Regions from separate parts of the Homo sapiens genome. Here region 1 is linked to region 2. Evidence: chromatin loops called from intact Hi-C (ENCODE). Cell type or tissue: PC-9. All regions are shown on one strand. Each heading gives the region's core, and the rest is flanking DNA. Links, peaks and the distances in the headings are about the cores only. Region 1 overlaps DAB2IP (DAB2 interacting protein). Region 2 has its middle 54 kb from the start of DAB2IP.

Region 1 (14,664 bases), core at 4,062-12,061, 86 kb after region 2:
ACTCCACACCCCTGTGTGTTCACACCTACCAGGGAAACCTCTGCCCTGTCCTTCTTCTCCCTTGCGAGTCAACAGGTCTTTCCCAGGCACCCCCCACGCACCAGGCTCCATGCAGGGTGCTGGGGAGGTGGAGATGCAACCAGCTTAGGCGTAGGTGTTAGGAGTTCTGCAGACGCACACACACACACACACTCACACACACACGCACACACACTGCAAATGAGAGCGTTGATAGGAGACTCAGGTCTAGTTATTGCTGTAGGAGCCAAAAGCGAGGCAAGAGCTGGAAGTAGAGGGGGTCACCCAGGACCTCCTCCAGGGCCTGCAGGATGGACCAGGCTGGGGAAGGGGAGCAGGAAGGGAGTCCTCTGTTGGGGGCCACCTCTGGAGCAATGGCAAAGAGGCAGCTGGTGCCACGCTGTTGTGGGGGAACCAGTGAGGAAAGTGGCCAGGTTGGCAGGTTGGACAGACTCAGGAGGTTTTATGTAGGTGTGCTAAGGCCATGACTAAAAGTTTTCAATGAGCTGTCACCATTTAAGAGTCAGAATACTTCATATTTTGAAAAACCCAGATTATCAGCCTCTCTTGAACCATGGCAGCTATGGCTGCCCTGAGCCCCTCCTTGTGATGTAGCAGTAACCAATTAGCGCCGAGTGGCTGGCTGCTTTCCTAGATTCTGGATTTCCTGCTGGCCTCTGTAGGCCTCCCAAGTTTAAAGCCTCTGGAAAATAACTGGAAGCCAGAAGTCACAGATTCTCATGTTTGAAAAAACGTGGGGGCTGACATAGTGGCTGAGCCCTGTAATCCCAGCACTTTGGGAGGCCAAGGTGGGAGGATCGCTTGAGGCCAGGAGTTTGAGACCAGCTTGGGCAACAAAGGAAACCCCCATCTCTACAATTTTTTTTAAAAAAATTAGATAGGTGTGTTGGGGTGTGCCTGTGGTCCCAGCTACTTGGGAGGCTGAGGCAGGAGGATTGCTCGAGCCTAGGAGTTCTAGGCTGGTTGAGTATGATTGCATCACTGCACTCCAGCCTGAGCGAAAGAGTGAGACCCTGACTCTAAAACAAACAGAAAACTTGAGAAGTCATCCAAGCTCCCCAAGTGTGGCATCCCAGGAGATGGCTCAGTTATCTGTCTGCTTATATGCCTCCAGTGACAGGGAGCCCACTACATTACAAGGAGTGGGGGTTTTGGGGAACCTTTCCCCCCGCTTTTTTTTGAGACAGAGTCTCACTCTGCTGCCCAGGCTGGAGTGCAGTGGCACGATCTTGGGTCACTGCAACTTTCGCCTCCCGGGTTCAAGTGATTCTCCCACCTCAGCCTCCCGAGTAGCTAGGACTACAGGCACACAACACCACACCTGGCTAATTTTTGTATTGTCAGTAGAGACAGGGTTTCACCATGTTGACCAGGCTGGTTTCGAACTCCTGACCTCAGGTGATCCTCCCGCCTCGGCCTTCCAAAGTGCTGGGATCACAGGTGTGAGCCACTGTGCCAGGCCTTTTTCCCCCCTTTTTAAAAAATTGCGATAAAATATGTAAAACATAAAAGTTATCATTTTAACTAGTTTTAAGTGTACAATTCAGTGGCATGAAGTCCATTTGTAATGTTCTGCAACCATCACCACTATCCATTCCTAAAACTCTTCATCACCCTTTACAGAAACTCTGTACCATTAAGCAATAACTCCTTGTTCCCCTCTCTCATCAGCCTCTGCTAACTTCAAATCTGCTTTCTGTCTCTACGAATTGGCCTCTTCTAGATAGTTCATATAAATGGGATCATACAAAATATGTCCTTTTGGGTTACTCAGCGTAATGTTTTCAAGGTCCATCCACATTACAGCTTAAATCAGAACTTCATTCCTTTTTAGAGCAGAATGGTATTCCTTTGCATGTCAGTACCATGTGTGTGTGTCCATTCTTCTGCTGATGGACCCTTGGGTTTCCACCATTTGGCTGTTGTGAACATTTGCATACAGGTATTTGAGTACTTGTTTTCAATTATTTTGGGTTATACCCAGGAGTGGAATTGCTGGGTCATGTGGTACTTGTATTTTTAATTTTTGGAGGAACTGCCAGACTTTTCCATAGTGCCTGGACCATTTTCTAGGGACCGGTTTGTCTGTTGTCCTGACTGGGATGGGAGTGGCAGGAGGCCCTAGCTGTGTGGCCTTGGCTGTTCTTGTTCAACCTCTCTCTCCTCCTCTGTTGGCAGAGTCGCCTCAAGAAAGGCCGGGCTCTCGGCGCAGCCTGCCTGGCAGCCTTTCCGAGAAGAGCCCCAGCATGGAGCCCTCGGCCGCCACGCCGTTCCGGGTCACGGTAACTATCTCTGCGTCACCAACACCGCCACTGCCACCACCATCACCACCTCGCCCGGGGTGCTGCTCTGTGACCCCACGGCCCCCCTTCCTGGAGCCTCATGGACCCGGAGAGCATCCGGCCTCCCTTGCTCTAGGTATCCGATCCCTCAGCTGCTCCCATCTCCGTGGCTCAGCCCTGGTCCCGGGGGCCACATGGGGGGTCCCATCCTGAGAGGGAGGGGGCAGGTGGAGGACAGACAGCACCGAAGGCTATGGGGCCCAGCGCTGAGCTGGCCCGGAAAGAGAAGAGGCTCTTGTTAGTTTAGATAAATGTACCCTTGAGGGCGCACACACACTGTGCTTCTGCAACCCCGAAAAGATGCACTATTTTTGTTTCCATATATTTTAACACCTCTCATGGCATACCATAATTTAAATCTTTCTTGGTGGTACATAAAATAATGCTATATATTATAACTGATGATGGCTTAGAACCGACAAAACACAGAATATATATCATAGCTATTGAACTGAGTGGTCCCCACAAGCACACAGACTTTTTAAAAATTACAAACCTAAACAACTTTATGGAAACAGAACCCAATGACCCTTAACGTCTGACTGTTCATACCCTTCTGCATTTGTGCATGTACACACACACACACACACACACACACACACACACACACACCAGAGTTCTGGGTCCCTTCACTCCCTCGTTCAGGAGCATTACTGTGTGTACCTCTCTCCAGGGCTGTGCCAGGCACCAGAAACGCAGCGATGACATAGACACATTCCTTTCTCCACGGAGCTCAGGTCTGTAGGTCAGGTGGATGTTGGATGGTTTGTTCATCCATTCATTCACTCATCAGTTATTCTGGCATGCCTGCTGTGTGCAAGCAGAGGAAAGAAGGTTCTGGGTGGCAGGAACAGAGAGTGTGCAGGCCTGGCTGTCACTGGATAGCATCATATAGGGGCTCCAGGGGAGCTGGAAGTGATTGGCTATTCACAGTGGGTTGGGAGGGGGTCCCACGGGAGCTGGCTTTTGAGCTGCATCTTGAAGGGTCCGTAGAAAATGGCTAGGCAAGGACAGAGAGAGAGAGAGAGGGACTTCCGGGGAGGGAGAACAGCAGTTGCAAAGGTATGGAGGCACCCTAGAAATTTCCTCTGCTTGCCATAGGGCTGGCTCCTCATCCCTTGGGCATCAGCTCAGATATCAGCTCCTGACCACACCACCTCAAGGAAGCCCTCTTGCTTTTCCGCCATCACAGCAGCCTGCTCTTCTGTTTCCTAATACTTAGTGTCAGCATGAGAATGTGAGCTCATAAGGTCAGGGGCTGATGTGTTTGTGGCATGCAGAACTGCTTGGTGGAGCTGGAGTTGAGGGGATCTGGAGGACAGTGTAGGAGGTGAGGCTGGGAGGCCTGGCCGAGTCAAGGTCACGTGGAACCTCCAGTACCAGGCCAAAGGGATGGGGCTTTCCCCAGGGCCACTGATTCTCTCCACTGCCAGTATGTTATAAAAATGCCTTAAAAACTAGCTTATTGTCCTTCTTTAAGATTTCAGTCCACTGGGCCAGGGCAGGGCCTGGGAACCTGCATTTTAACAAGCTTTCCCCAGGAGGTGATTCTGAGTCCCCAGCTGGGGGTTGAGCCCATGGGCAATGAGGAGGAAGCCTGCGCTGAGACGATTCAGGGTCATGGCCCTGAGTTTGGCCAGGGGGTCTCAGGAAGCTGGTCTCCAGCCTGCAGGGAGCGCTTGGAGGCTGGGACAAGGGTGACCCCCATCAGCTGGAGCGAAGACCAAGTTCTGATCTCTCTGGATCCCTGGGGCCACAGCAGGCAGGGTGGGCCTTCAGGGGGACCCTAGGGAACGATGACTAATAATAATTAGTAATAGTAGCCACCTCCATTGATGAAGTGCCTACTGTGTGCCAGGCACTGGGCTCACTGTCCTACATCCCTGATCTCTTTTTTTTTTCTTTTTTTTTTTTTTTTTGAGACAGAATCTTGCTTTGTCGCCCAGGCTGGAGTGCAGTGGTGTGATCTTGGCTCACTGCAACCTCTGCCTCCCGGGTTCAAATAGTTCTCCCACCTCAGCCCCCCGAGTAGCTGGGATTACAGGAGCCTGCCACCACCCCCAGCTATTTTTTGTATTTTTAGTAGAGACGGGGTTTCACCATGTTGGCCAGGCTAGTCTTGAACTCCTGACCTCAGGTGATCCTACCACCTCGGCCTCTCAAAGTGCTGGGATTACAGGCATGAGCCACCACGCCCAGCCTACCTGATCTCTCTTCATCCAGGAGACACACCTACAGCTGAAACATTGGTTACCCCATTTCCCAGGTGAGGAAACAGGTTCCGAGAGGTAAAGTCACTTGCTGCCCAAGCTCCAACTGCTACTAAGTGGCGGAACCAAGATTCGACCCCAGGTCTCTGTGACTCCAGGGCATGAGGCACACCCATCCTCAGGCTAGGAGGCGGATCCATTGCCCCACACCCCCCCAGAACCCCATCAGCATCGCTTTTCCGGCTATTTCCCTTTCTGAGTTGCTCTAATAGGGGTATTATCACACCTTAAAGTTTTTATAATTTGCAGCTCTTTAAGTGACAGCTAGGATCAGTGTTTTCCCTGTAGTGGTGTCTTCATTCTGTCTCCCAGGGTAGAAACCACCTTCAGTCAGAGCCAGCCTTGGGAACCTCGAGCTGCCTGGGACTCAACTCGCAGTCCCACCTGCCCGGTTAGGGTCTGCAGGATGGAGAGCGTGTTCAAGGTGGTCGTTTTGCCCACTTCTCATGGCAACCCTCTAGGGGAGGCACCATTAGTGTGCCCATTTCACAGGTGAGGAAACTGAGGTTCAGAGGTGAAATTCTTTAGCTGGTGTCACTCAGCTCCTGAGTCAGGACTGCCGGACATCTACGTTTTGTGTCCTTTCCTGGGCACCTTGGTCCTTAAGAGATGTGATTTGAGATTCTCTTCTGGGCTGGGTGCTGGGAGCTGAGGGGACTGGAGAACTCAGAGGTGGGGATCTGGGTTCAAATCCCAGATCTTCCATGACCCATGTGATTTCAGTAGCCACTGAGCCTCTCCGAGCCTTGTGTTCTTGACAGTAAAATCTGGAATGACAGACTTTGCTTGGACTGTGGACTTGGTGAATGTGGTCGCCCAAGTCTGACCCATGGTAGGTGCTTCATGGATGAAATCCATCATTAACATCCAAATCGGGTTTCCATTTTTGGCTGTAAAACATCAGTAAAGATCTAGGAGGGTTGGAGTACAGGCAGAGGACAAGGTGTTTGGGGGAAGGTCAGTGGTGAGCCTGGCCTGGGCCTTGGGGACAGTCCCTCACACAGACCCTGTGCAGGGCCAGAAGCACCCTCCTCCCTCCCCTAGCCCGTAGCACACACTTGCTCACTTACAGGCTCCCAAAAGCTATGTCCTCACGTGCTCAGCTGACTTTTGCTCTGTGTAGACCCTCGAGGGAACCCAGGAAACATGGTTTTGCCTCGGGGAGGCAGGGGAGATGCCACAGGATGTACTGGAATAACTGCCACCTTCACTGCCATTTCAAACCCAGATGGCAGGCTGTCAGCATCTCTTACAGGGGTGCTCCGCAGGGAGAATCAATGAGTCACGGTGTAAGGTCTACAAGGCTCAGCCTGTCCACCTTCTCCATGGAAACTGAGGCCTGGGAAGGGCTTGTCAGAGGTCACCACCCAGCTGACAGCAGTTCAGGAGCCTGGGTTGTTTACACCATCACATGCCACCCCTCCTCATTTTGTGAGTCAGCCGAGGACCTGCAGCCACTCTGTAGGGCATTGAAGGCTCAGTGCTAGTCCTGCCCCTGCCTCTTGTAGACTGTATGACCCTGGGAGAGCCTCAGTTTCCCCTTTTGTGAAATGTGGGGGATGGACTTTGTAAGGCAGCGTACAGTTCAGGCATAAATAGGTGCTTAAATGTTCTGGTGCAGTAGCTAAGAGAATGGGCTCTAGAGAGTTCCCCGACCCAGGTTTCAGGCCCTGCACAGCCTCATACCAGCTTTGTGGCTTGCTCAGGAGTGGAACTTTTCTGCCTATCTGGGACAACTCCCTCCCTCCTATAGGGAGAGTTGGGGGGTAGGGGAGTGGCTCTCCAGGACCACACAGTGCTACGAGGCTGGCATGTGCCCTGCAAGTTATAGGGGGCCCTGAATGAGGATGGGGGAAGGGGCCTGGGAGTAGATGACCAGAGAGGCTTCCTGTGCATCTGTGGCCATCAGCTCTCAGGCTCCTGAGATTCAAACCCAGGTCTGTCTGCTCTGTGCCAGTAGTGTCTCCTGGAAGGGAAGGAGGGAAGGGTGGCAGGCAGCAAGCTGGGGCCCTGGATCTGCATAGACCAATGGTCAGACTGGGTCTGGGGGCTTTGCATGTGCCCACCCAGCTTCCCCAGGCCCTGGACCCCTTAGCAGCAACAGCATGCTGTTCTTTCTCTCCTGCCACTCCATGGCAGAGGAGCCGTGGTTTGATTTGGGAGGCAAAGAGCTGATGACTCTTCCTGGTCTCCCCACGAGCTCCTTAGCCTGCTCCCTTCCCCAGCCCCAAACTTCCCTGTTGCGGGCTGGGTCCTTCCTCCCTCCCTCCTTCCTCTGCCCCCACCCCCCTCCCATCAACCTTGAGGATGGCTGGCAGGCCTGGGGTGTGGGAGGTGGCAGAGGCTCAGGGAAACTTGACAGCCAATTGATTCCTCCTCGGGAAGTTGAAAGTGGAGAGTCGTGTTTGAAGGTTTAGCTGAAATTAGGTCTCAGGGCTATTTTTTGCGAGATGGAGAAGGAGAAGTGTCAGGGAGGGGAAGGCCCAGGGGTCTGGCAGAAACTGCAGATAAACTCAACATTGGGTTGATTATGGATGCTTCTAGGAGCAGGTCTTTGGTTTCTTTCAACAACTCACTTTTATTGGTGCTTGGTTGTGCACACCCTGCATAGGATGCTGTGACAGAACAAGGAACAGTTATCTCTGGCCAGGAAGGACAGGGAAGAATTCTTAAAGAAGGGACTCTTGGGGCTGGGCTTTGAGGAGTGTATAGGAGTTCGTCAGGAACCAAGGGAGAAGAGTATTTCAGTTAGTGAAGTGAATAGAAGGAAACAAGCTAATGGCCCTGTGTGATTGGAGTGCTGGATGGGTTCAGGGCCTGGAGAGAAGAGTGAGAGACCTTGGTGGGTGAGCTAAAGCCTTTGGACTTTCCCCTGCAGGATACAAGAACCACAGTGGATGATGGCTGTGAGTGGAGCTAGCAGTAGACCTCTGAGCTGTGGACCTCAGGTTTTCCAGCTGCTCACCCCTTTTCTCACTCCTGTAGCCTCCCTGCACCCTCCCCATGTTTCAGCTGTCTTTCTGTCACACAAACTCAAGAAACAGGCATGTGAACACAAACATGCAAGCTAGTGGGTGACCCTCCCGCCCATGTCACCATGGAAAGGCTGTTGGAAATTAACTGGTTCAACCCTTCCCTATACAGAGGAGGGACTGAGAATCATAGACGGGAGGGTCCTTTCCTGAGGTCACACAGCATGTCTAGGGTAGGGCCTGGAGTTGAGCCCAGGTCTCTGTCCCTCTCCCCCGCATCCAGTGGTCCTCACCCCTTACTCCTTCCTGTCCTCTCCTCCCAGCACCTGGATATCAGCCACCCCGTCTGAGCTGAGCCCTTCTCCCAGCCCCCATCACATTTCCTGGGAGGAATGGGTGTTCTTTGGTCCAACTGCCCTCGGAGCCCCACGACAGCTCCTTCCCGCTCATCTGCACACTGCCCCCTCCTGGCCACCAGGCCCCAGCCCCAGCTGTAGAGGGACCCGAAGTTTGGGCTGCGGGCTGCCTGAAGGAGGAATGCATGACTTCAGGTCCAGGAGGGGGCATTCTCTGCTCCCTGCAGAGCCGGCCCCGCTGCCCCCCATTTGTGCCCCTTCCAAGCTACGGAGGCTCCGGGTGGCTGTTGGGGTGGGGAACAGAAAAGCCAGCCAGGCTCACAGATCAGACAAGCCAGATCTGTCCCAGGGTATATGGGGAAACTGAGGCCTGGAGAGGAGCAGCTTGCCCAGGATACTTGCTGGGGCTCCCTCCACTGGCCCAGGCTGCTGTGGGTCCATCTCAGATGGTCGTTCACTTGGGACATATTTATGTTTGTGGCCCATCAACCAGTGGAGGGATGTCAGCCACGTGGTCCTGGCTGTAACAGGGCGGTAGTGCTGGACCCCTGGGTGGGGTCCCACCATGGGCGCCCCAGTTTTCTCCTTGAAGTATGAGGAATTTGCTTAGTTCTGCTCTGTGAGTCAGTCTCCTGACCCAGCATCCGGCGTGTATTCAGCGGATGGGCGGGGTGGTGGAAGAGCAAACCCTGCCCCCTCCGCCCCCTCCACCCTCACTCCCTCCATCCCTGCCCTTCACGGAGGCTGATTGGTATTAAACTATTCAAACCCAAAAGGAACATTACCGTCATTTTGGTCTGTGTCTGCCTTCCGCGGGGGGCATCCCCCTTTTCTGCAGAGGGAGTGTTGGAAGGTGGGACTCAGGAGTTGTCCGGGGTGGCCAGGGTGGGGCAAGGATGTTCTTCGGGGCAGGAGTCTGGGGACAGGGGGTCTTGGAGCCTCCTGAATCCAAGACCAGGCTAGTCTGAGGCCTGGGACAGAGGTGGGACTGCTGCAGTATTGGTAGGGTTGGGAGGCTGTCGCCCCACCCCATTAATACACAGGAAGGTGGTTTCATCAGCTCCATTTTACAGTTGAGGATCCCAGGCTTAGGGAGGAGAGAGGCCTGGCCTCAGCAGGTCTCCAGCTGGTGGGTGGTAGGGGCAGGAGCCCAGCTCTCGTCTGCGAGCCTTGCTGCGGTGTGAACGAACTTACTTTCTTCTCTCCTTTTGCCTTTCTTTATTCTTTCTTTCGATAAATTTGCCATCATCACCAACTATGTGTCAGGGCCTATGCCAGTCATTGAGGATACAAAGAGGATGAAAACGTAGTTGCTACCTGCAGAAATACAGAAGGGCCAGCCGGGGCTTGGTGAAGTAATTTCCAGGCAGGTGAAGGGGAAAGGACATTCCAGGCAAAGGCCAGGACATGGGAAACAGCATGAGCAAATGACAGCAGGAACTGAGCGCAGTTTGGGGGCTGAAATGTGAGGAAGTGGCTGGAATGGAAGCGACAAGAGATCCACGGCAGTGAACAGAGCAGATGGGATCTAAGGCCATATTAACAGGAGTATGAGGTCCTCAGCAAGGGAGGTGAGGTGGGCCAGAGTAGGCCAGAGCAGACATGGAGTGCAGCATACTTGACCAGGCTAGGAGAGTCTGGAGCTCCTTCAGTGGGCAGAGACCAAGACTGGGTGGGGATCCAGCATGGGGTTGGGGGGACAAGCAAATTGCTTTTCTCAAGCAGGTTCTCAGGAGCCTGTTCCAACCCCCCCAACATCTGTGCTCAGAATGCCCTTGGGCAGGGGTAGGGGGAAGAGCCCACTTCAAGGATCCCTGGAATCTTCTGCCTCATCCTGGCAAGTGGCAGCTGGCTTGGGCAGTGTGAGTGAGGAGGATGGAAGTGAAGGGAACAAGCCAGCCTCTGTACCCCCTCCTCTTCCTGCCCTGGGGACTTCCAAATACATCAGAAGGCCATCCCTGTAAATTCCATTTCCCCAGCCCTGCACTTAAGCCTGTTGGGCAGCATGGAATCAGATGAACTGGTTCCCGTTAAGGTGTAAAGGCCACCACCCCAGTCCCTGCCAGGTTCAGTAACTGGCGAGTGGAATGCTCTCTGTGGGGGCCTTTCTTCCTCTCTTCACACCCACTCAGGGTCTTGGGGTACAGTGCTGGCCTCTCCCAGGGATAGTCCCCCCAACCCAGGGATGAAGCAGGATTAGAATCTTGGCCACTGCTCCCTTCTGTAGGATGGCTCAGGCAAGTTGCCCCACTCTCTTTCCCTGTCTGTAAATGGGCAGGAACCCCTCCCCACAGAGTGGCTGTGAGGGCTCAGTGCCTGGCACAAGGCAGCATTCCCCACACCTGTTCCCTTTGCTTGTGTGAGGGGTGCACCTCCACCCCACATTTCCTCCAGAGCCCCAGGTAACTGGGCAGACCCCTCCCACTTCCATACCCTTCCGTCACGGCCCCAAAGCAACATCACCCCTGACTGAACTTCTAGGGCTCAGCCCTGGCAGTAGAAGGTGGAGAGGGGCTGGAGGGGTTCCTAGGGGACCAGAGACCAAGTTCTTAGGTGGTGAGTTCAGATGGAGATGGAGGTGTCTGCGCAGGGTGGTTTCCTGCCAGTTGGGGGCAGCAGAGGGTAGCAAGTGGACTTCTGGGTGGCTCCTCCCAGTGAGTGTTGAAGTCCCAGGGGTTTGTGTGTCAGGGGCCACAGGGAGCTGGCCCAACAAGGTGTTAGCTGGCTAAACAAGGTGTAGAACATACTGCTGGGGGCTGGGAGCAGCTCAGATCCGGGAGCACCTGTCAATGGCTGGGCCTGGCATGACTGGCTGTGCCAGCTGGGCCTAGGTTGACCAGAAAGCCAGGGGTTCTGAAAGGGGACCCTGGTCAGGGACACTGGATGGAACAAGGTCTGGGGCTGGGACAGCTGTCCACCAAGAGAAAGGGCACAGGGTGAGGTGGACCAGCATGTGATCTGTCAGGCAGGGCTGCTGCACTGTGGTCACCAGGCTGGGGCCAACAGACACTCAGTCACTGCCACCCTTTGATGGGTTATAGGCACCTGTTCCACCTACCACTGCTTTGAGAGGGGGTAAGGCGGGCATTGTGGGAGAGGCAGGGTGGTGGTCAGAGCTTGCACTCCAAGTCCCACTGGCCTGGGTTCGAATCCCAGCTCTACCACCTCTGCTGTCTGTACGATGGGGGATTTTGAATCCTGTTCTGCATAGTACTCTGAGTCAGGCCCTGTGCTGAGCACTTTCTAAGTATTGTCTCATTTAATCCTTACAACTCGAGGCTCAGATAACACAAATCTCACTCATAGAAGGTGACAAAATCAAGGCAGATGGGGAGTGAAGAGATAGCTGAGGGTGGCTCCTCTCATGGGCCTGGATCTTGAAGTTCTCACAGCGCCTGGACCATAGCATGCAGCCCAGTCTTTGCTAGTCAGTGCTGTTTTTCTCTTCATCTTACGGACGAGGATGTTGAGGCCCAGAGAGGGGAGGTGCATTGTCCTGGGCCACACGGCTTGCAGGGACAGAGCTGAGATTTGGACCCAGGCCTCCCCATCTCTCTGCCTTATCTTGTCCTGCCCCTACTTTGAGCAGGCCTGGCCCTAGGGGTCAGACACCCCTGGGATAGGAGAGAACTGCTCTCCTCTTGTCATCCTGCCCTGTGGCCCTGCAGGTCCTCCCCTTTCCTGGGAGGTGGGGGAGCCTGCATGTCAGGGGCAAGGCTCAGACGCCTTCATTTTCCCACCTCCTCATGCTACAAAAATGAAACGATCAAGTGGTATTTTGGTGGGATTACAGACATAATTATATCTGAGTTGTCAAGCGGCAATTGTTGTTTCCAAAGCCAGGAGGCCCTCTGTGGAGGTGGCAGCAGTGACATCTGTTTCTAACACAAGGCTCTGCATCGGGATGAGTAACTTCTCCTGTGGAATTGCTTAAAGAACGTCTAAAACGAGCTGAGCTTGTTACTCCCCTGCTCCAGCACCTTAGATGGCTCCCAGCAGGGTGGGGGATCCAGCTCCCCGGCCTGGCATTCAAGCCCCCCAGGCTGTCCCAGCTTCCACGCCTTTGTGTGGGCGGATCCTTCTACCCACAATTCCTCCCCATCTCTCTCTGTCTCCAGAGCTCACTAGTGCCATCCAGGGCTCTGTCCAGGTTGCAGAACACCCCATCTGTACACGCTCCCTCACGGACTCTGTGACTTCATGATCCATCACTTCTGTCTCTCCCACCAGACGGTGGTCACCTTCTCAAGGACAGGGACTGTTTCTGATTTGTCTGAACTCCCAGCACTGGGGCAAGGACTCACCTGTGGCAGGCTCATGAGGGGCTTGCGGAATGAAGGTGCACGAGACAGAGAGAGACAGGGAGTAAACGAATTAAATGGAGTAAGCGCAGGGTGAGCAGGGAAGAGGGTGAGCCGTGACCTCTCCACTTCTGCCAGCCCCCACACTTCTGCCAGCCCCCACACTGGGTGTCTGAGGCCAGAGTGGTCCCCTGCCTTGGGAGGACAGGTCAAGACAAGTGACCCAGCCCACCAGAGGCCAGCAAGGACACCAGCCCTTGCCTTGAAAAGTGCCGGACGTGGTGGCTCATGCCTGTAATCCCAGCATTTTGGGAGGTTGAGGTGGGTGGATCACCTGAGGTCAGGAGTTCTAGACCAGCATGGTCAACATGGTGAAACCCTGTCTCTATTAAAAACACAAAAAATTAGCCGGGCGTGGTAGCGCATGCCTGTAACCCCAGCTACTATGGAGGCTGAGGCAGGAGAATAGCTTGAACCTGGGAGGTGGAGGTTGCAGCGAGCTGAGATCGCGCCACTACACTCTAGCCTGGGTGGCAGAGTGAAATTCCATCTAAAAAAAAAAAAAAAAGAAACTGACCTTGACTCCACCCCATACCCATGGGCCTTCTGAGGCCAGGACTCCCAGGTGAACCTTGGCCCGCAGATGGTAAATCACCCAGGAGAAATAGCCTATAAAATCCTCTCCTAAAATGGTGCATTTTGTATTCTGTAGTGAAAAGGGCTTTTAAAAGCACTGCTTACTCAGGTGGATTTATGGAGTTTCCCCCACCCCTCCCTCCCACTAGTGTTTACTGGTCCTCAGTCCTGGAGCTCCCTGGGGTCCTGTTTTTTCCTTGGTGGCTCTTGGTCCAGGGAGAGAAACAAGATAGCATCTCTTTCCTGCCTTGCTGCCTTGGGGCCCCCCGGGCCAGCTGGGTGCCTGGAAGTGCAGGGGAATCCTACCCAACAGAAGCTCCCTGTGGCCCAGCGCAAACCTGAAAGTCCCACCATTAGTGCCCATTTGTCCCCGGGAGACTCCCCCCCCATGTGTTGTCACCTGCAAATGGGTCACCAGGGAGGCACAACAAAGCTGGAAAGAATTCAGAGATCAGCTAGACTAATCCCCGCATTGTACAGCAGGGAAACTGAGTCACAGAGCAGCTTAGGTGCTGGCTCAACGCCTCAGTCTGGTAATGGAATTACATGAGAGCTTTAGCTCTGGAGCAGCCTGTCTGCTGTGTTGAACCCAGCTCTGCCGCTTCCTGACCGTGCGGTGCTGTGCAAATTAGTTGCCCTTTCTGAACTTCTGTTCTCCCATCTGCACACTGGGTTGTGAGAATTAAAGAGAAGTCATGGGAAGCTCTAATACAGTGCCTGAAGCTTAGACAGGGCTTACTAAACACATCTGACTAATTCTCAGCAGCGTGTTGGAAGAGCCCTCATTAGTATTAATAGCAGAGCTGGGTTTTGACCCCAGACTTATAGACTCCAAACGTGGTTTTCTTGCCACTCATGCAGTGCACAGAGCACAGGATAGGGGAGTTTTGCTGGGGAATGAGCACTAAAGTCAGCAAGCCCCGGGAGGACTGGCTGGGACCTCAGTGATAGGACGTGCAGGCAGGCGGAGATAGTATAGACCCTGCTGCAGGGGTGTAACCTCCTGGTGGAATCGGCTTCCTTGCAGCCACGAGGCCCTGGGTATCCAACTCCCCACCCCTTAGCCAGGGCTGGCTGAGAGCTTAAAGAGCTGATGAGGTGTTTGTAGCCATCCAGACCTCTGGGACAGGCTTATTATGCTAAGGCAAGTGTCAGCTGGAGGATCTATGGGACAATGAGTCACTCCCTGGCTGCTCTGGGTTGTCACATCCCAAGCTGAGACCTTGGGAATGCGTAACTGGTTTCTGTTCGCTGATGCCCGCCTAATCCTGGGCACTGGCAGGTACCAGGAGGGCTCTGCTGACGTCCTCAGCTCCCCTCCCAGCTTCACCTTTACCCTCTTCAAATCTGGGCTCCCCTCTTTTTCCTCCGTTAGACTCTCAGTGTTCCTTAGGGTTCCCCTTTACTTGGGTGTCCTCTGCCCTGGGGAAGGGATTACAAGCCCAGGCTCAGGTGGTGGTGTATAACTTGGAGGCTGGAGGGACCTGTGATAACTCCAGGGGCCTCCCAGGGCAGCCAGACTCCCCGCTGTCCTACCTCTACACCTCTGCTTATGCTGTGAGTCTGCCTGGAATGCCTTTATGTGGCTATCCTGCCCCAGCCAATCTCAGCAAGCCCACCTGCTGTCCCACCTTCAATGTTTCTAAAATGCTGTCAAAAGCTGCCTCCTCCAGCAAGTCTGCCCAGATTGCTCCCAAGTGAAATCCTTTTAAAAAGCCCCACAGAGCACTTTATCTTTTTCCTTTTAT
Region 2 (14,664 bases), core at 3,708-11,707:
TCATTCAACAAACATTCATTGAGCACCTACTACATGCCCTTGCTGAGGGTAGGAGGGGATACAACAATGAAGAAAACCAGGCATGATCCCTGTGTTTAGGGATGCCCAGCCCGGGAGCATGACACATCCATCCAGTGATCACACATTGAAGATGCCATCACCAACTGCAACGGACACCATAAAGGAAAGTGACTTGAGCCATGGGTGTGTCATGTGGGAGGCCAGGGAAGCCTTCCCTGAGGAAATGACATTAGGCTTCCATTGGGAGAAGTTAACTGGGCCAAGGAATGGAGAAAAGTGTTCTGAAGAGGGGAAACTGGTATGCAAAGGCTGTGTCGTGGGAAGAAGCGTTGTATATTTGAGGATCTGGAAGTTGGCTGGAGTGGCTGGAGGCAGAGAGGGATGGGGAAGATGGCAAGAAATGAGGCTAGGGCCAGGCATGGTAGCTTATGCCTGTAATCCCAGCACTTTGAGAGGCTAAGGCGGGTGGATCACTTGAGGCCAGGAGTTCAATACCAGCCTGGCCAACATAGTGAAACCCTGTCTCTACCAAAAATACAAAAATTAGTTGGTTGCAGTGATGCATGCCTGTAATTCCAGCTACTCAGGAGGCTGAGGCACAAGAATCGCTTGAAGCCAGGAGGTGGAGGTTGCAATGAGCCGAGATCGTGCCACTGCACTCCAGCCTTGGGCAACAGAGTGAGACTCTGTTCTCCTGCCAAGAAAAAAGAAATGAGGCTGGGGAGATGGGTAGGACCTGACCACCCAGGATCTTGGAGGCCACATGATGGCAACAAGAAACCATTGAAGCTTTGAACAGAAGTGAGGGTGATATGATTGGATCTGTGCTTTGAAAACCTAATGAGGAGAACTAGTAGATAGGGACCCACATGGAGAGGGGCCAGGTGGATGCATGGAACAAGTTCAGTTCTTAGCGAAGTCCAGGCAAGAGACCACAGTGTCTGCACTGGGCTGGAGATAAACATTTGGGAATCATCTGCATAAGGACAGTGGTTGAAGCCATGGCCTGGGTGTAGTTCAAGTTGCCTGTGCAGAGAGTCTAGAAAAATAAGAGGGACTCAGACAGTCTCAAACTCCAAGTTTTACAGCCCAGGGGAGTCAGATGAGGTAGCCAAGGAGGAGAAGTGACCAGAGAACTAGGGGACAAACTGGGAGAGTATGGTAAGATGGAAGGGAACAGAAGTTTCTGTGGGGTTAAGTATTGCCAAGAGATCAGGAGAGATGGAGGTGGAAATGTATCCTATGGTGTTACCAACAAGGAGGTCATTGGTGACCTTCCCGAGAGCCATTAGGAAATACTGCAGATCTGGCCAGGCGCCAGTGGCTCACGCCTATAATCCCAGCACTTTGGGAGGCCGAGGTAGGCAGATCACTTGAGATCAGGGGTTTGAGACCAGCATGGCCAACATGGTGAAACCCCATCTCTACTGAATACAAAAATTATCTGGGCATGGTGGTACGCACCTGTAACCCCAGCTACTTGGGAAGCTGAGGCAGGAGAATCACTTGAACCCTGGAGGTGGAGGCTGCAGTGAGCCAAGATAGTGCCACTGCACTCCAGCCTAGGTGACAGAGCAAGACTCCATCTCAAAAAAAAAAAAGAAAAAAGAAAAATGGCAGATCTTAAGCTGGGTCAGCTTCCTGTCTGGCTAGGCCGTTTGCATGGGACAAAGTGCCCCAGTGGCTAATGTCCATGTCACCAGGATAATATTACATTGTCCAGAGAGATCTGAACCAAAGAAGATTGGCACATTAGCTCAGAAAATCTCATTGGAACCCTTGAAGTACATGTTGTTCTTTTCCAGTGACCATATAGCCCTGTCAACTTTATATATTTGTTAGCTTGTACAACATGTAACATTAGCCAATTCATCGTCTAGAGTCTGAACCATAAGCAATTTGCTATCCTGTGTGTTGCCTTGATGGAAGAACTCGACAAGTGGACATACGTGGATTTTGCAGATATAGTGCAGACGATGCCTTTGGCAAATCACTCCAGACACATCCCTTGGGGAAGGTGCTGCAGGCTCTGTCGCCCCTACAGATGGAAGCTGACAAGGAAAAGACGGGTCCAGATTGGAATCCCTGGGCTACATGTGAGAACAGACTGGAGGGTGCCAGAGCGGATGGGCAGACAGAGAGGAGGGTCTTTAGTTCTACAGTGTTGTACAGCGCCTCACTCAGGGGGTGGCACAAAGGACAGGAGGAAAGAGCCCCAGAAGCACTAACTTCATGCATATTTTTGACCTTCTCATCTCCTGGGCCAGCCTCCCTGGGTGTGGTTTTGTTCAGAACTGGAGAACGCGCCTGAATTTTTTAAATAATTGAGACAGGGTCTTGTCTGCTGCCCAGGCTGGAGTGCAACGGCATGATCATAGCTTAGTGCAGCATCAAACTGCTGGGCTCAAGAGATCATCCTGCCTCAGCCTTCCAAGTAGCTGGGACCACAGGCATGCTCACCACTGTGCTTGGCTTCTCTTGGAATTTTGTTGTTGTTGTTGTATTTCTTGAGACGGAGTCTCACTTTGTTGTCCAGGCTAGAGTGCAATGGCGTGGACATGACTCACTATAGCCTTGACCTCCTGGGCTCAAGTGATTTTCCCAACTCAGCCTCCCTAGAAGCTGGGATCACAGATGCATGCTACCGTGCTCGGCTAATTGTCTTTTCAATTTTTTGTAGAGATGGGGTCTTGCCATGTTGCCCAGGCTGGTCTTGAACTCTTGGGCTCAAGCGATCCTCCTGTCCTGGCCTCCCAAAGTGCTGGGATTACAGACATGAGCCACTGTGCTCAGCCCCCTGGAATTTTTGATCAGCCTCCCACTTTCTTTCTTTCTTTCTTTCTTTATTAGTTTTATTTTATTTTCTTTTTCTTTTTTTTCTTTTTTCTTTTTTTTTCTTTTTTTTTTTTGTGACGGAGTCTCACTCTGTTGCCCAGGCTGGAGTGCAGTGGCATAATCTCGGCTCACTGCAACCTCCACCTTCCAGGTTCAAGCGATTCTCCTGCCTCAGCCTCCCGAGTAGCTAGGACTACAGGCATGCACCACCACACCCAGGTAATTTTTGTATATTTATTAGAGATGGGGTTTCACTATTTTGACCAGGCTGGTCTTAAACTCCTGACCTCAGGTGATCTGCCTGCCTTGGCCTCCCAAAGTGCTGGGTTTACAGACGTGAGCCACCATGCCCAGCCCTCCCACTTTCATAGTAACCTGATCAAGTTCTTTCCATCCTCCCCTGTAAACAACTTCCTCTTGACCATAGTCATATAATTGCTACCTGTACCAAGAAAGGAGCCATGCATTTTGCCACTATGATCTCATTGAATCTTTATAATAACCCTTGTGATAATCTCTAGTCAATGTTGGCTGTGTAAACCCAGCAACAGGCTCAGAGGGATGTAGTAGCATGCTCTAGGTCACACAGCTGGCAAGTGGGTCAGCTTGGATATGAATGCAGCATTTTTTTTTTTTTTTTTTGGAGATGGAGTCTTGCTCTGTCGCCGAGGCTGGAGGGCAAATGGTGCGATCTTGGCTCACTGCAACCTTCACTTCCCAGGTTCAAGGGGTTCTCCTGTCTCAGCCTCCCTAGTAGCTGGGATTACAGGTGTGTGCCACCATGCCCACCTAATTTTTGTATTTTAGTAGAGATGAGGTTTCACCATGTTGACCAGGCTGGTCTCGAACTCCTGACCTCAGGTGATCTACCCGCCTCGGCCTCCCAAAGTGCTGGGATTATAGGCCCCGAGCACTCTTTGACTTTGAAGTTCACATTCCCATCAAGAACACTCAATGAAGACCAAGCAGTCAGTCCAGCAGGTGGTGGGGTTGCTTTTTCCTTTTGACAGTTTGGAATGATCCCTTTTGGTTTCTGAGTTTTTGGGTCACTCAGTCCTTTTCTTCATTCAATAAACCTTCCTGAGGCCAGGCCTCTTGCAGGTGGTGGGGCTGCAAGGTTTGCGACCTGGAAGAGCTCACAGTCTGCTCCAGGACACAGACCCATAGCAAGGTGCAACAATCTACAATATGATAAATATAGATGGTGGAGTGGGTGGGTTCTGTGGGAACCCTCTGCTTTCCATGGGCTGGAATGCCTGAGCTGGATTATAATAGGAGAAGTAGGCACTGACTGGGTAGAGATAGGGAGGACAGACATTCTAGGAAGAGTAAACAGTGTGTGCAAATTCCTGGGGCATGATAGAGCTTGGTGGACTTGGGAGACCTGGTTGTATGGTGGTGCTTGGGCGGGGGCAGTCTCAGCTGACTGGGACTAGGGTGTGAAGGACCCCAGTGAAGATTGCAGACTGGGCTATTCATGTTCTTAAGATTTACTGAGCACTTCCTCATGAGCCAGTCTTTGTGCTAGGTATTTCCCAGAAAGGATGACCAGGTTATTAAAATACGGAAACTGAAGTTCAGAGTAGGACTGGGTTTTATGTGGCCTCCCACCATGACTCTCTGCACCTTAAAAAAAAAAAGTGATGAAGAATAAAACAAACACTGTGTGTCTCCTATCCTGGTCAAGAAATAAAACCAAGCATGAGCATGGTGGCTTATACCTGTAATCCCAGCACTTTAGGAGGCCGAAGCAGGAGGATCGTTTGGGCCCAGGAGTTTGAGACCAGTGTGGGCAACATAGTGAGACCTTATCTCTACAACAAACAAACAAACAAACAAAAATTAGCCCGCCATGGTGGCGTGTGCCTGTAGTCCTAGCTACTCAGGATGCTGAGGTGGGAGAATCCCTTGATCCTGGGAGGTTGAGGCTGCAGTGAGTTATCATTATGCTACTGCACTCCAGCCTGGTTGAAAGAGAGAGGTGCTGTCTCAAAAAAAAAAAAAGAAAAGAAGAAGAAGAAAGAAAGAAAGAAAACCTTACTAAGATGTGTGAATGTGTGAAGCTCCTTCCTATTAAACATCTCCCTCTATCCAGAGGTAAAAACTTTGCAGAATGGTGTATTTATCATTCCTCTGAATGTCTTTATACTTTTACCATATCTGTGCATTCCTATGGAATATATGGTATTCTGTTCGGCATGTTTAAAGAATCTATATGAAGGCTGGGCATAGCGGCTCATGCCACCAGTCACGTAGTTTGTGGAATTACAGGAATAGAACTTGAAGCCAGGGTAGGCACAGTGGCTCACATCTGTAATCCCAACACTTTGTTTGGGAGGCTGGGGCGGGAGGATCGCTTGAGTCCAGGAGTTTGAGACCAGCCTGGCCAACATAGAGAGACCCCTCTCTCTACAAATAAAAATATTAGGCCAGGCGCGGTGGCTCATGCCTGTAATCCCAGCACTTTAGGAGGCCGAGGCAGGTGGATCACCTGAGGCGGGGAGTTCGAGACCAGTCTGACCAACATGGAGAAACCCTGTCTCTATTAAAAAATACAAAATAATACAAAATTAGCTGGGCATGGTGGCGCATGCCTGTAATCTCAGCTACTCGGGAGACTGAGACAGGAGAATCTCTTGAACCCAGGAGACAGAGGTTGCGGTGAACTGAGATCGTGCCATTGCACTCCAGCCTGGGCAATAAGAGTGAAACTCCATCTCAAAAAAATAAAAAACAAACAAACAAACAAAAAACTAGCTGCATGTGGTGCCACTGCACCTGTGGTCCCAGCTACTCAGAAGGCTGTGGTGGTAGTATTACCTGAGCACAGGAGTTCGAGGCCGCAGTGAGCTATGATAGCGCCACTGCACTCCATCCTGGGTGACAGAGCAAGCCTCTGTCTCAAAACAAAACAAAACTATATGAATGATATTATAGAAATTTGATGTTCTGCAACATGTTCTCCCTCCCCTTATTTGAGATTTGAGATTCATAATGAATTTCTAATCATTTATTTTTGCTGCAGTATAGAATTTTGCTGACTACCCCACAATTTGTTTATGCATTCTTCCTCTGATAGGGATGGAGGCTGTTTCAAATTCCTTACTAGTATTATCATTATTGCAATGAGCAAGAGGTTCTCTATGTCAAGACTCTGGGTCACTGGGGTATGTGCACTTCGACATTTCTAGATGCTGCCAAATTGTTTCCCAGAGTGGCTCTACCCATTTCCACTCCTGCCTGCAGCACAGGACAGTTCTCCAGACTCCAGGTCCCTACTGTCCCACTTCTTTGTTTTTGCACCAATCTGACAGGCATGAAGTGGCACTTTACTGGGATTTTGTTTTATATTTCTCTGATTACTAGTGAGACTGACCATCTTTGCATATGTTTATTGGCCATTCATGTTTCTTTTTCTGTGAATTGCCTGTTCATATATTTTGCCCAATCTCCTATTGCCTCTTTAGCACATTGGTTTGTGGAAGGCCTTTGTATATTTTGGATATTATATTGTAAATATCATCTTTTGATAAACAGAAGTTTTGAATTTTAATTAAATGTATTGATGTTTTTCTTGATGATTTATGCTTTTGAGGTCTTCTTTAAGACATCCTTGACTATTATGAGTTTTTTTTGTGTGTGTAAGTTTTCAGTACACCTGGAACTGATCTTTTATGCATGGTGTGAGGTAGGGATTCAGCTCATCTTTTACTAATATGGACATTCTATTGCTCTAGCACCATTTATAGAAAAGTCCACCCTTCTCCCACTGACCTGCAGGGCCATCTCTGCTACATATCAAGTTTCCATACCTGTATGGGTCAATTTTTGCAGCCTCTATTCTAGTCCACTGGCCAATTTATCTACCCTTGGGCTAATACCAGATGCTGTGATTGTACATTTTGGGGTCCTTAGCACCTCCTCTCTCGAATTAGAGGAGTGCTAGTGACTTCCTGAGAGTAGAAACTTGTGTTCACCTTTGCAGCTCTCTCATCACGTTTTACATGAACATCTACATAATGCTTTTGTTTACAAAAGGATTTCTTGCATACTATCTCTTGGAGTTCTAAAACTCCCTTTTTGCAGAAGATAAAACTGAGGCAGAAGGTAAAACTGAGAAGATAAAACAGAGGTAAGATGATTTGCCAAGGTCGCACAGCCAGAAAGTGTTGGATTAGGGGTTCTATAAGATTTCAAAGCCACCCTGTGCATCCATCGCATATGCTCCGAAGACTTCCACTGACCCTGGTATCGGATTTCACTCCTTCCTGCCTTCATTCAACAAGTAGCTCCTGAGTGATGACCGTGCCAGCTTCTGGTGGGTGCTGGGGCTGAGACCCCATTTCTGGGAGGCTCTTCCCAGTGCTGGAGACCGGTGGGAAGGGTGAGACAGTAGATGGACATTTTATGGGACATCGTCTGCGGCTTGGCATCAGCATCAAGTCGCGCCAGGTTTCAGAGCCAATTTAAAGAGCCCCATTTTTGGCGTGCAGTTGGGCCCAGGCGCTGTCTTCAGAGAGGACGCTGGCTTCCCCCTGGAATTACAGGCGTCCTCCCGCCCTCCCGCCTCGAGAGGCAGGAATGCGAAGGATCAGCTTTCAGCAGAGCTCCGGCTGCCGTTCGGGGAGTTCACCGTGCAGGCCCGTCCCCAGCGGCCGAATTAACTGGTTCTGTCTGTACGACTGGGAGAGCAGCTCTCGCTAAAAATAGCGCCCTGCCCAGCTCGACCTGCGAGCCGCCGTTGGATTCTGAGCCGGGACGGCTCAAGGAGCCGGGAGCCCTGCACACCCCTCACCCCGGGCCTGGCCCGGGACCGACCACGGAGGCGGAGGCCGCGGGCACCGCGCTGGCCCCACAGGTGCCGCGGAGGGTGGCAGGCCCGCTGGCCGAGGCACTGCCGAGGCCGTCCGAGATGGGAGCTGGCGGTGCCTCCTTCCGCGCCCTCGCCTGGGCCTCCCTGCCCCTGCTGGGGCCTCCAGCCTGCGCGCTCTGCGAGGACACGCTCTGCTGCGGAGGTAAGGCCGTGCGCCTCCAGGCGCGCCCTCGCCCTACGCGGGCACTTGCCCGGGGCCTGTTTCTCCTCCTTGGCCCCAGATCCGCGACTGGCGGCAAGGTGAGGACGAACACAGGCATCCGCGTAGGGCTGGGAAAAGGAGGCAGGAGCTCTCAGCAAACCCACCTTTAGCTGGAAAACGTCGCTGTCCCGCCACCACGGTCCGAAAAGCGTTCGCCCCGCTCTGGCCTCAGTGTGCCTATCTGGGAAATGGGTCAATAAGATAGTCACGCTTTAATATTCAGTCACGCTTGCTGAAGCGGGTCGCAGACGTTCGCGGGACGTTCCCTCCAGCCAGCTGGAGTCCTCGGGAGTTTCTGTTGGTGGGAGTGCTGGGGTGCCTTCCCTGTGACACCCCGCACTGTCCCCTTCCCAAGCTCTAGTTCCCCCCATTAGTCCCCGGCTCCTGAGGTTGGAGATCCACGCAGGGCGCACATAAAAGTTTAAGGGGTCAGCGGATGCGGGAAGATTCTAGCGGGAAGGGGAGCTGTAGGGTGGAAGAGGGATAAGTAAAGCAAAGTCGCGGCCCACTCCTCGGTCCCGTACCCTCATAGCGCCGAAACGGAAGCAGAGGTTATCTCTGGACTCCTGGAGGCCTGGGGACTCCGGGAGGGGAGGGGGCGTGTGGTCCCGCCGGCATCTCGGGCCGGCACCAGGCTGGGGAGCGTGTGCTCGGAGCGGAGGGCCTCGGCTCTGCCCAGTCCGGCCTGGGCGGGGCGGTGGTGGGGAGGTCGATTGACCAAACAGGTGCGCCCCCGCCCCTCTGCTCCCCGCCCGCGCTGGGTCCCGGGCCTGGCGGGCGGAGCTGTGGGCGGCTGGGCCTGCGATTGGCAGGGCTGGGCAGGCCGGGTGGCCGCGGGAGCCCGGGAGCCGTAGAGCGGCGGCGCCGGGGGAGGCGCGGAGCCGGCCGTAGCGCGCTCCTGCCTGGCCAGCCGCCTACTCCGCCCGCCCCGCTCCACTCGGCCCAGCTGGCGCGAAGGAAACTTTCCTGCAGCCGCCCGGCGACACCGCGACTCCGCCGCTTCGCAACCCTGGCCCTGGGCCGCTCAGGCTCCGGAGCCTTTGGGATGGCAGCGCCCAGCGGCCCGGCCCGCGCGTAGAGGTAAAAGCTGGGGGCCGCGGCTCAGGTGGAGGGGGGCTCGGTGGTTTGCCGGGATCCGAGCGGCATCCCGGGTTCGAGAGGATCCGGGGGCTCCGATGCGAGGTGTTGGGGTAGGGGACTGAGGAATGGGCGGCGACTTTGCTTTATTTACCCCGCTTTTCCCCTACAGTCCCCTCTCCCGCAAGGAAATCTGCGCGATGCATTGAGCCTTTAAACTTTCCTGTGCGCCCTGCCCAGATCTCGACCGCCGGGACCCAGGGCTGGCGCTGGGTTCTTGGGAGAGTACAATACAGGGGATCGCGAGGAAGGCGCCCCCAGCTGGGGCCCGCGGGCGGCGGGAGTTGGGGGTGGGGGGTGCCAGCCTACCGATCCCCAAGGCTTCCAGCGGTCTCCCAAACTTCAGACCTTCCTCAGCTCACCCTGGGAATTGGTGATAGGGCAGCCAACCAAACCTCTTTATCCAGAGCCAGGCACCCCCTGGGGCACCCAAGTTTTGGGTGTTTTTGTTCAATCCTGGCCAATCCTAAATTATCAGGGAGGCGATTGGCAGGGCTGGGTCGTTGAAGTGAGGTCTCTTTTCCGTTTCCTGGGCTGCTCTGGACCCCACCTTCCGTGAAAACACCTTGGGCTAAGCAGAGTGGGAACAGGGACCAACGCCACCTGCTTCCAGTGCTCAGCCTGGTGGGAATGACTGCAGGGTGTTCTGGTCTCAGGATGGTCCACTCTTGAGCTATCTGGTGTGAGCCATATGGAAACTCCTCTCCCTCTGGCCCCTTCTGCTATTAAGGAGGGAAATTTTACCTTAATTTTGATTGTGAGTGGGTGAGTAGGTAGCTTGTCACCAATAAGGACCAATCTTTAACATTAGTCCTCCTTAATGTTAACTCCTTTCCGTGTTTTACTGACCCAGGACAGAATACCTAAGAGTAAAAAAATGGAACCAAACACCTAGCTCTGGAGCCCAGGGAATCTGGGTTCCAACATCAGCCCCTGCTGCTCACTAGCTGTGTATCTGTGGGCAGGTTTCCTAACCTCTCAGAGCTCAAGGGTCCCGTCCAAGGGGGATATAGGGAGGTTTTTTCGAGGTGAGGCGTAGAAGGCGCCTGGCTCGTAGGACAGCCATCTTAAGCAGCCGATCTATACCCTGGAGCCTGTGCCCTCTTGCTGTCTGAGAGAGCCAGCATCCTTGTGCCTCAGTTTCCTCTCCCCCAGAAAGTTGGTAAGGACCAGCCCCTCTTAATCAGCCCTTTTGAGAAAAGTGCACAGATGCACACACCCACAATTTCAGTGGGTTTGTAGGCTCAGGTTTAAACAGCCTCACACATTCTTATCCCTGCAATGAACTATTCAGAATGTACAAGGCTTCTGTCTATCTTGATCTTTCCCCCTTTCCCCACCCCTTTTAGACACCTGGAGGTAACTATTGTAAATGGCAAGGAAGAGCAAATGAACTAAATAACCAGCATGATGGGGAAAAGGGCTGACCTGCAGAACCTGGCCCAAAGTCACCTTCAAGATCACCTGGCCCTCCTATCCCCGCATTCTTCCTTCCCTGGTGCTGTGTCCCCACTTGGTGAACATCTAGTCTTTTTTGCTAGGATCCTCTAGTGACGGTGAGTTCACTAGACAGTTGGTTTCATGATTGGGAAACTCTTGGTTTCATGATTGAGCAACATTCTTCCTGTTTGGGACAGAAATCTTTGTCTCTATGACTTCTATCCACTGGTTCTGGAACAACCCTTGGGGCATTTCTTACTGTCTCAATTATTCACTGTGGTCCCCTGGTGCCTGGCATTCTGTTCCGTCCCTTCAGCATTCAACACACAGGCACTGAGGTTGGTAATGATCATAGCACTATTTATTGAGTGTTTATTATATGCCAGACCCTGCCCTGAGGACTTTACACATATTATTTTCTTGCACCCATAAAACAAACCCATGAGGTTGATTATTTTCTTATCCTTATTTTGCATATAAGAAACAGGTTTAGAGAGGTTAAGGGACTTACCCAAGATCCTACAACTGGTAAGGGGCTGGCTGGGCTGTGCACCAAACTCAGCATCTGTATCTGTCTTTAGAGCACATGCTTCGCTTTTGATCCTTGCTTGCATACATGCCTTTGTGTGTGTGTGTGTGTGTGCGCGTGCGTGTGTGCTCCTGGGACTGGTGTGTGCCAGCAATGCTTTTATCACAAGCACCTAGAGCACCTGTTAAAATGCAGATCCCTCATCTCTACTCCAGGCCTGGGATCTCCACTTTAAACCACCCGCCACTCCCACTCCCCCCCAACCCAGGCCATTTTCCTGCAGGTCACAGTTCGAGGACCATAGCACTAAGGTACTCTTAGGAAGAGAACGTGGAATATAGTTTTCAACAGATCTGAATTTAGTCTTGGCTTCACTCTCTGGAGCTGGTTACTCTTCCTTTCTAGGGCTTTCTCCCAACTTAAGATGGGTATGCTGTTCCACCCACTGGTGGGTGGAATGGAGCAGGCCCTTGGCTGACGGGAGCCCTGGTGAAGTTTCTCCTGCCACAAGTGGATGTACTTGCGGGCAGACCTGTGGCACCCCCAAGATCACTGGCCTCTGCTTTCTAGGATTGGTGTGCCTTAGACGAGGCCCTCGTGCTCAGGTTATTATATTTTGGAGACAGGGTCTCACTCTGTCATCCAGGCTGGAGTGTAGTGGTACTATCATAGCTCACTAAGGCCTCAAACTCCTGTGCTCCAGTGATCCTCCCACCTCAGCCTCTTTAGTAACTGCGACTACAGGCACATGCCACCATGCTCAGCCAATTTTTAAATTTGTTTTGTTTTGTTTTGTTTTTTGAGATGGAGTCTCCCTCTGTCACCCAGGCTGGAGTGCAGTGGCGTGATCTCGGCTCACTGCAAGCTCCACCTCCTGGGTTCACGCCATTCTCCTGCCTCAGCCTCCCAAGTAGCTGGGACTACAGGCGCCCGCCACCACGCCCGGCTAATTTTTTGTATTTTTAGTGGAGACAGGGTTTCACTGTGTTAGCCAGGATGGCCTTGATCTCCTGACCTCGTGATCCGCCCACCTCGGCCTCCCAAAGTACTGGGATTACAGGCGTGAGCCACCGCGCCTGGCCAATTTTTTAATTTTTAGTAGAGATGAAGTCTTGCTATGTTGCTCAGGATGGTCTTGATCTCCTAAGTTCCTGATGCTCCTGCCTCAGCCTCCCAAAGTGCTGGGATTGTAGGCATGAGCCACTGTACCCAGCCTCTGCTCAGTTTTTTCACCCAGAGTGGTGAGGACCCTGGAGGGGTTGGCAGAAACCTCTCCCTCCCCTCAACACCTTCTTCCTCCATCCTCCTACTGTGGCCTCTGGCCCTCCCAGCCAGAAGGTGCTGGGCCTGCATCTCGCGGGGAGAGGAGCGGGGTGGTTCTGTTGTGCGTCTATCTATGTTTTCAATCTCCATCCCTTCCCTTGGAAGACCGCTCTGTGGGCCATTGGGCAGCTTTGGGGAAATGTCTGGCCCGAGGCTGCCTGGCCTGGGCTGACTCACTAGGAGAGATACAGGGTGGAGGAATCGCCTGCATAGACCCCAGCTGTATCACAATTCTGGCCTACCAGCTGTGCTGCAGACAGGGTGCTTGTTCTGCCTTGGACCTATTTGATCCTGCTGAAAGCACAAATTATTAAACACCCATTTTATGAAAGAGGTCACTGGAGTCCAGGAAACTGCAGTGACGTGTCCAAAGCCCTAATGTGTGTATGTGGGCAGGGGAGGGAGCGGTGATAAGAGTCAGGACCTAAATCCAGGTGCCTTGACAATAAGGCACTCTGGCCTTTTTTGCAGTCTTGTTCATGCCTCACTATTTTTCTGCCCTATCTGGTTGTGGCTTTGGTGCCAGAGCCCTCACCTGGAAGCTTGAAGACCTGGGCCACGATCAGGCTGTGTGATCTTGGGCAGGGCTGGTCATCTCTTAAAACGTTAGGTTTCTTTTCTGTAAAGGGGCTGAAGGTGGGGCTTTTTGTCCAGATCTCTGAGGTTCTTTCCCACCTTGACATTTACAAGTTGGGCTCTGTCTGCATTTCCTGTCTGGGTTTCTAGGGAGAGGTATTCATGATGGGCTCAGGGCATGGGTGAGGGGTTGAGTTGGGCTGGAGGGCAGAGTGCTCCATGGGAATTACTATGAAAGGGGCCAGAAAGGCTCTTATGGGAATGGTGGCCAGTGGGGCCAGGACACCTGGGGGCAGTCCAGAGGGGGACAGGTAGTGGAGGAAGCCCAGGGAAGGGGGAGGTCACTTACCTTAGAATTACACAGTGTTTTGCACCCTGATCCTTGCAAGAAGGTGATGGTGGGAATGACTGGGGGTCAAGGGCAGGAGCCAAGGGGGAGCGTGGGGGCACTAGGGCCAACCCCACTGCAGGCCCTCTCAGCCCTGGGTAGTCTTGACCAGGAGACAAGGGGGACATGTAAGAGCCTTGTCTCCCTTCCAAGCCATCACATGTCTCTCCTCTGGGCTTCCTCAGCCTTTCCTGAATCTGACCTGAACGGTTCTAACCTCTCCCTGGGGCGAGCAGCTGGCTGAGGGGGTCCAGCTGCCTGTTTCCCATCCCAGGTGGGCCTCCAGCAACCCAGCTTCCTACAGTAGCCCTTAGTAACCACAGCCTCTGCTGGCCACTTACTGTCATGTGAGTGACTTCCTGTTAACCACGAGATCAAAGCCAAGCTCCCTGGCCTGGCAAACACGGCCCCATGTCTGGCTCCAGTTTTCCTCCCTGCCTCTTCTTTCTCTGCTCTTCAGGTTTTATGTTGCCTGGACTTGGCCTGTGACTTCCAGAATGCCCTTTTCTCTCTGCCACTGCTTACTGCCCAAATTCTTCCTGCCCCTCTGGGTGTAGCACCAATTTCACCTCCATTTGTTCTCATTGCCCCCCTAAGGGTGAGCCGTTCCTCCGGGCTTGTAGCTCTTTCTTACTAACTGCCCTGCTTTGCCTGTCGTTGTCCGCTGCCTGTCCCCCGTGATGGGCTCTGGGCTTTAGAAATTGCTCTAGTGAATGCCCTAGTGAATGCTTGGAAAGCTTTGTAGAGTTGGACTAGCTTTGAATCAGGCATGATTTTTCCACTCCTGCTCCAACTGCCGTGCCTGCACCCCCCTCCTCAACAGAGTCAAGTGGAGAGCCTCGCAGTCTGCTCTGGGCAGGGCTGGCTCTAGCAAGGGACAGAAGAGAGATGCCTTTGGTTTGCAGAGAACTTCTCTGCCTCATTTGGATTTTTGTTTTGTTTTGTTTTGTTTTTAATTGAGACACGGTCTCCTTCTGTCGCCCAGGCTGGAGTGCAGTGGCGCGATCTTGACTCACTGCAACCTCCGCCTTCCAGGCTCAAATGATCCTCCCACCTCAGCCTCCCAAGTAGTTGGGACTACAGGTGCTCGCCACCATGCCCAGCTAATTTTTGTATTTTTTTGTAGAGACAGGGTTTCCCCATGTTTCCCAAGCTGGTCTCGAACTCCTGAGCTCAAGTGATCCACCCGCCTCAGGCTCCCAAAGTGTTGATTACAGGCATGAGCCACCATGCCCGGTCCCATCATTTGGATTGTTCTTGATCTGCTTCTTAAAAAAAACTTTATTCTGGCTGTGTGGCATCAAGGGGGACCGGCCTAAAAGCAGGTTAGGGAAAGCCAC

The links. Hi-C counts contacts between places; a loop is a spot of excess contacts. Peaks named below come from ENCODE experiments on the same cell type or tissue, not always from the same donor. Only the 100,000 strongest peaks of a DNase experiment are listed, where the experiment ranks them.
Region 1: a loop joins it to region 2, with 5 times the contacts of the local background. A loop is called at or near these places in 2 of 110 quality-filtered maps.

What each region holds. Positions count from the first base shown.
Region 1 is chr9:121,676,461-121,691,124 of GRCh38, forward strand. It overlaps DAB2IP (DAB2 interacting protein), which reads left to right. Exons shown (of 16, transcript NM_001395010.1): 2 at 2,218-2,321. Among named protein-coding and RNA genes, the nearest start is that of DAB2IP, 32 kb to the left of the region's middle. RefSeq lists enhancers at 7,839-8,339, 10,707-10,856. In PC-9, for the core only: CTCF peaks have their summits at 8,097 (motif pointing left), 10,549 (motif pointing right) and 10,751; a DNase peak (open chromatin) is centred at 10,671.
Region 2 is chr9:121,590,756-121,605,419 of GRCh38, forward strand. It overlaps a transcript of DAB2IP not described here. Among named protein-coding and RNA genes, the nearest start is that of DAB2IP, 54 kb to the right of the region's middle. RefSeq lists enhancers at 6,811-7,778, 7,779-8,744, 13,793-14,580. In PC-9, for the core only: CTCF peaks have their summits at 7,434, 7,640 and 9,321 (motif pointing left); DNase peaks (open chromatin) are centred at 7,496, 7,896 and 8,686; H3K4me3 peaks cover 3,349 bases; H3K27ac peaks cover 1,824 bases.